Linked DNA regions of Mus musculus: region 1 is linked to region 2. The links are chromatin contacts, found by Hi-C in ENCODE. All regions are on one chromosome and are shown on one strand. Each heading gives the region's core, a stretch centred on a gene start or an enhancer-like site at or near the end of the contact. The rest is flanking DNA. Distances are from core to core; before and after follow the strand shown.

Region 1 (3,227 bases), core at 623-3,122, 2.7 Mb before region 2:
GCTCTAGAACAAGAAGAAGAAGAAGAAGCAAATACACCCAAGAGGAGTAGAGGCAGGAACTAATCAAACTCAAGGCTAAAATCAACCAAATAGAAACAAAAAGAACTATAATCAACAAAAATCAGAAGCCGGGCGTGGTGGTGCACACCTTTAATCTCAGCACTCGGGAGGTAGAGGCAGAGGCAGGTGGATTTCTGAGTTCGAGGCCAGCCTGGTCAACAAAGTGAGTTCCAGGACAGCCAGAGCTACACAGAGAAACCCTGTCTCGAAAAACCAAAAACCAAACCAAACCAAACCAATAAAACAAAAACAAAACAACAAAAAACAAAAAAGTCAGGAGCTAGTTCTTTGAGAAAAATCAACAAGATAGATAAACTCTTAGCCAGACTAACCCGAGGGCACAGAGACGGTATCCAAATTAATAAAACCAGAAATGAAAAGAGACATAACAATGAAATATATCTTAAAATAATTATTCCGTTTATTGAATATTAACAGCTAAAAATATTAAACTCATGTTCTACAAACAAACAAAAAGAAGGAGAAGAAGAAGAAGAAAGCAAGCAAGCTTTCTTGATCTACCACTCACCAGTCACACATCAGCATCTCCTGTGGCTCCATAGAGCTGAGGACTTTACAAGCTGTCACAACCTTTGTAGAAAGGGTCTGTCCAGCAGGAGGGGGTGGGGTGGGGTGGGTGAAATTCCTAGTACAAGTATCCCAGTATCAATCATGGAACTTTAGAATGTTTTCAGGAACACACAAAGGAGACTAAGGAACTTTTATGTTAATTAAATATAATCACACACATAGCAGAAAGTGTGCAGGGGGAGGCTCCAATGTTATTATTAACAATGCTTATTTCAATGGGAAGTCCTGGGCTCTTGAATAATCTCCATTCTTTGTCTTCAAACCTGCCAAATTTCCACAAGTTCTAAAAATAAGCAGAGATTAACTACTACTTAAGAGGCAAAGGCAGGCAGATGTCTTAAGTTCCAGGCCATCCTGGTCTACATAGTGATTCCCAGGACAGCCAGGGTCTTCTTCAAGATCAGTAAGTGCTTGTAACTGCCCAGGAATCTCTCCAGTCTTGGATAGGTTTTGGTGGGGGCCGATCCAAGACCCAAACCATCTTCTCAGTAGATTAGTGCCTCTGACTTTGACTTGAAGATTTAAGGTCTGGATTAAACCTCTTGGCTTCTTCAGTTAAGTTTTTATGTACATGTTGGTCTCTTCTACTACTTATTCCTTTTTAGTCTTCTCCAAACTCCAGTATCTACTGCGCAGGCCTGTTCCCCTAGAGATTACACTCTGGCTACTCTGATCTGAGCTCTGAGGCAGGAGAATCTTGAGTCAGAAGCAGGCCTGGGCTAGTGAGTTTCCGAAAAGCCTGAACTGGGTAGTAAGAGACTTTTTCAAAGAAGCCAAAACCATAAAAGTGAGCCTGGAGCAGTGGCACAGCCACTAATCTAGTCCTTGGAAGACCGGAAGCAGTCTCAGGAGTTAAAAGTGATTGTCATTCACCATCCATTGCACAGTTCAAGGACAGTCTGAGTCCTGTGAAAACCTGTTTCCAAAAAAAAAAAAAAAAAAAAAAAAAAAGCCCTTCAAATTTAAAGGGACAAGACGTTTATTGGGTGAGTACCTTCTCGCAGGTCCATGTCGTGGCAAACAAAAAGCCTCTCACAGGAGTTTTGGACAATGTACGATTCTAGTTTGTTTGTTTGTTTTTTTTTTTTTTTGGTTTTGTTTAGTTTTGTTTTCCTTAATACTTTGGAGACAGACGCGAGAGCTGGGCGGTGGCTGAAAACTTCCGTTGCTCCCATTGGTTCTCAGGCTGTAGGCCCCACCTCCTCTCGGAGGGACCAATTGAGTTACAGTTTAAACTGCGGTGTGCCGGGTCGTTGGTGGCGCAGTCTTCGGTGAGTTTAGCTGTGAGCTCGTCGTGGGTGAGGGCGTCTTGGGCGAGCTTGGGGTGGCGGGGAGGGCAGACCCGGGACTGGAGGTTGAAGCAGGGTCGGGACGTGTGCTTCACTCGGCCCCGCGTCCCGAGGCGCTCTTGTCGTGCTCGACCCACAGCAACGCTGTTTTTACTTTTCTTCTTCCCTCCCCACTTCAGGATCTCAAGCAGCCCTGGCTGGTCTTGAACTTGTTATGTAGCAGGAGGCCAAATTTGAGCATCCTCTTGGCTTCTCTTTATAGCAGAGATTGTAGGCTGGAGACAGTTTTGATGGGTGCCAACATAAACTGATTTCTGTAAGAGTTGAGTGTTTTATGACCCTGGCGTGCAGATTTAGGATCTGGATTAAGCCTGTTGACTTCTCCAGCTACTTATAAATTTTTGTGCATAGGTGCCCTGGGTAAAGCTTGGTCTCTGTTACTGCGTAGTTTTTCCAGCCGTCCTCAATGCCAATATCCTAATATTCAGGTCTCTCCCTTAGAGTAATCCAGAATGGCTACTCTTATCTTTGTTGATAAGGATAATGAAGAACCCGGCCGCCGTTTGGCATCTAAGGATGGGTTGAAGCTGGGCACTGGTGGTAAGTATTTCCTGCCTTGAGATACACAGGTGTTGTGAATGGTCCCAGCCTACAGTTCCCAATGTAACCTAGGGGGGCCTTGAACTTCTGATCCTTTGACTCCACCTGCCCAGTGCAGTGATTACAGGCATGGGCCACCTTGCCTGGCTTATGCACTGCCGGGAATGGAACTTGGAGCTTTTCAAATGCTACTAAGTCACGTGTCCAGGCGCTCTGCTTAAATCGGTTTTTTGAGACATAGCTTTAACTGGCCTGGGATTTGCTATGCAGATCAGGCTGGCCTTGAACTCAGGAGATCCACTTACCCCTGACTCCTAAATTCTGGGATTAAAGGCGTGCGCCATGGTGCCTATGTTCATACTTATTGTCTTAATGAGGTTATTTAGAGTGCTAAGTAACTGCCCCAAATGAGGCACAGGTTTGTGTGTAAGAATTGAGTTAAGTTGTATGGCCTAATCTTTAAGAGCAATACATTTATTACCTTTATTTGTGTATGTGTGGGGTCACACGCATGCCGTGGTGTGCCTGTGGAGGTCAGAGGACAACCTGTGGAAATTGGTTTTCCTTATACTGTGTGGGTTCTGGGGACTGAATTCAGGTTGTCTGGTTTAGCCGAAAGCTCCTTTATTTACCCACTGAGTCTGTGATTTTTTTTTTTTTTTAATGATTATCCCTTTTTCAACAGTC
Region 2 (3,115 bases), core at 426-2,925:
ACCCAACTTTTGCCTGACTTGTGTCAAACCGTACTCTTATATATAGGCAAGCAAACATTTTCTCACTCTCTTCACAAGGTTGCTCTGAGAATCACACTAATTGTGGAAAATTTTGAGTCTTCCTATTGAGTACATTTTATGATCCCCTCTAGGAAGCAAACTACACACACATCAACCAGAAACTTGAAATATTCTCACTTTTAATTAGGATGAGGGATCTTGGATTTGTCCCTCCCTCGGACTTCTAATTATTATTATAATTTAGTGTTGGGATAGCTAGCCCTTTTAATAACCATAAGACCCGGATTATAAAAAAAAAATTCGAAAAGTAGGGAGCCTTAGGCTGCCTTTGTTTGCTCTTCCAAAGAGTGAGGGAATAAATTCTTTAGTGGGGGGGGGTGGGGTGGGGGGGTGGGAGAAAAACTATCACCTGACTGAGGAAAACTTTTCCCAAGGGGCAGCTTAATCCTTAGTCTAAAAATAAACCAAAAGGATTCTGAAAATGAGGCCTTTGGGGGTAATTCAGGCAGTGGTCACGTTTTGGGGCGAGTTTTGAAATCCCTTATCGTGGGTGTCTGGATGGGAATAGATTGTTGGGTAGAGAGTGGGCGGAGAAAAAGTGTGCCCGGGCTTTTTTTCAGGGTAAATTTCACTGGCTTGCCTGTTGCTGTGCTTCGGAGCTTGTAACCTGCAGGTTACAGTTGAGAGCTGAGTCAGACCCTGCGAGCTGTTGTTTCTGATTAACTTTTGAACAACCACACAGGGCTGGAAGGAGCGCCTGGCATTCCGCCCTTCCTTGGCTCCCTCATTTTAAGTCTTAGCAGCTCCTCCTTGGCTTGGCTCCAGCAGCCCCGGGCGTCGTCGTCCCCTAAGTGAAGCCTCCAAAGGGCAGCCAGGACGCCTGTTAAATCTACTTAAAAGTTGACTGGGCTTGTTAGCACAGTTGAGTTTCTCCTGTGGTTCTGCGGGGGGGGAAATACGAAGAACCTGCCTTTTAGAAAGTAACATTCTCTCCCACACCTTTTTATTTTTAATTAGCTAAAAATAAACAGTTTTCAAACTTCACAGCATTTTTTTTTTAGCATTCCAGAAAAACATAGCTTTCAGGGATGTTAATGACTCTGAGCACAGTCCTATTTTTATTCTTTCTTCTTGCCTTAAAGGACGAACCGCACCTTGCCTAGGTTGGTTGTTCACTCCTGTAACCCTTTGATGCCTTTGGACAAGGAAACTAGAGAGGATCAGAAATTGCAGGTCTTTCTCTGAGCCCAAGGCCAGCCTGAGGTTCGGACTGCCTAAAACCAACTCAGTCCAGCCTTAGCTCTGTGTTCACGGGACAACCCTTACCTTCTTGCCTCCTAACTTTACAGATGTTTTAGTCTATTTTCTATAATACATGCTTGGTTGACTCCTAGGCATTTCGCAGTCTGCAAACCTAGGCGAATCGATTCCTTACCCTTCACTAAGAAGGAATAAGTAGGAGAGATTTTAAAAAAACAAACAAAAAAGCCAACACTCTTAAACCCAAGGAAGCCTGCATCCATCGCTTGGCACCAGTGCCTGCGTTCTAACGCTCTATCTCCTTAAGAACTGGCACATGGGCTGACAGCGTCCCTTGAGGTTCCGCCCCTTTTTGAACGCGTGGCGAGAGGCGGCCAATCAACAGGCGCGGCCAGGGCGGCGGAAGCCGGAAGCGGCAGCCGGGGTCGGCCTGGGCCTAGGGGAGGAGGGCCAAGGGCGCGGGCGCTGCGGCCCCTGGCAGTGCTGCGCTAGTGGAGCTTGCGGTCGCGACTGAAGCGGCGCAAAGACTGCGGGCATGGTGGGCCGGGAGAAGGAGCTCTCCATCCACTTCGTCCCCGGCTGCTGCCAGCTGGTGGAGGTGAGCTTCGGGGCATGGAGCCGGGGTGGCGCCTTTGAGTTTGTTTACCTCTCTCCCTGTAGGGCTGCGCTCACGCCCGCTGCAGCCCGGGGAGCGCGGAGGTGGAGACTCCCGGTGCCTCCCGCCGCCTCCCGCGGGCTGGCTCCCGTTTCAGTAGTCATCATCTTTGTTTTGTGTTCCTGGATCTTTAAGGACAGGGGGAGAGTGACTTTCCATAAATGGCGGTGTCGGCGGGGTCAACTTGGTGAATTCATAGTTTGCACGGGGCGGGTTCCTTGAGGCACTTTTAAGGCTGTCAGGATTTCCGACTGTGCGGTGCTGTGAACGCTCAGGCTCCCTGGTAGGCAGACGGGCACCGCCTCGAGTTTATTCAGGAAGGTTTGAGCAGGAATTCCAGTGTTGGGCTTTTAGCTTCTACGTTTTCTGAACCGCTGTATTTTGCGTGGTGGAAGACTGCTGAAAGAAATTGCATGTCTGGTAAACTTCCCCCAGCATGTTTCCAAGTCTGGTCCACGGTCCCGTGTTTCAAGCCCGTTAAGTACTTACTGACCTACAGAATGTATCCAGCACAGTCGATGAACTAATGTGTCTTGCTGATATAAAAACGCCTAGGATGTGGCCAGTTTTTTTTTTTTTTTTAATGCAAACTTTTAATTTGGGGGAGGGTCCTGTGCTTGCTAGAGTTACTAGAGATAAGGGAGTCCCTATTGAGATGAGGGATTCTTGTTAAGAGTATACCGCCATAAGATTAGGCTATTATTAGGTGAACCTGTAGCGCCTTTTCTTAATTGGCGATTGACTTGGGAGGACGGAGCCCCTGGGCTGTTATAGTCCTGAGTTGTTTAGGAAAGCTGGCTGAGGAATTAAGCAGTTTTCACAAGGCCTGTGTGAGCTCCTGCCTCCAGGGTCTTGTCCTAACTTCCTTCAGGGGCGAACAGTGATGTGGAAATGGTAAGCTAAGTACCTCCTGCCAAACAATGCTTTGATGTTTTCACACAGCAATAGAAACCCAAACTAGAACTCAGTATGTGTTGTCCAGGCTGGCCTTGGACTCAGATGCTTCTGCCTCGAGGAGTGCTGGGATTGAAGATCTGAGCCACCACAACCAGTTGATAATGGGAAATTTTTACATTTGCGTGATGCACATTCAATATTATCTCCAAATGGCTGGGCCTTAGCCAAAGTTCGAATGTATTTGCAGTTCCAGACTGGTGACGGCATGTGACCAAAGGTGTG

What was found. Hi-C counts contacts between places; a loop is a spot of excess contacts on that map.
Region 1: a map of regulatory T cell shows a loop between it and region 2 (5-fold over the local background). The contact joins the promoter of Pttg1 here to the promoter of Mat2b in region 2. A Hi-C loop is called at or near these places in 2 of 37 maps with a recorded cell type or tissue (Patski and regulatory T cell).

Annotation. Positions count from the first base shown.
Region 1 is chr11:43,424,896-43,428,122 of GRCm38, reverse strand. It overlaps Pttg1 (pituitary tumor-transforming gene 1), which reads left to right and starts at 1,872. Exons shown (of 6, transcript NM_001131054.2): 1 at 1,872-1,922; 2 at 2,442-2,540; 3 at 3,226-3,227. The coding sequence starts at 2,453.
Region 2 is chr11:40,691,242-40,694,356 of GRCm38, reverse strand. Mat2b (methionine adenosyltransferase II, beta) reads left to right here and starts at 1,675. Exons shown (of 7, transcript NM_134017.2): 1 at 1,675-1,879. The coding sequence starts at 1,817.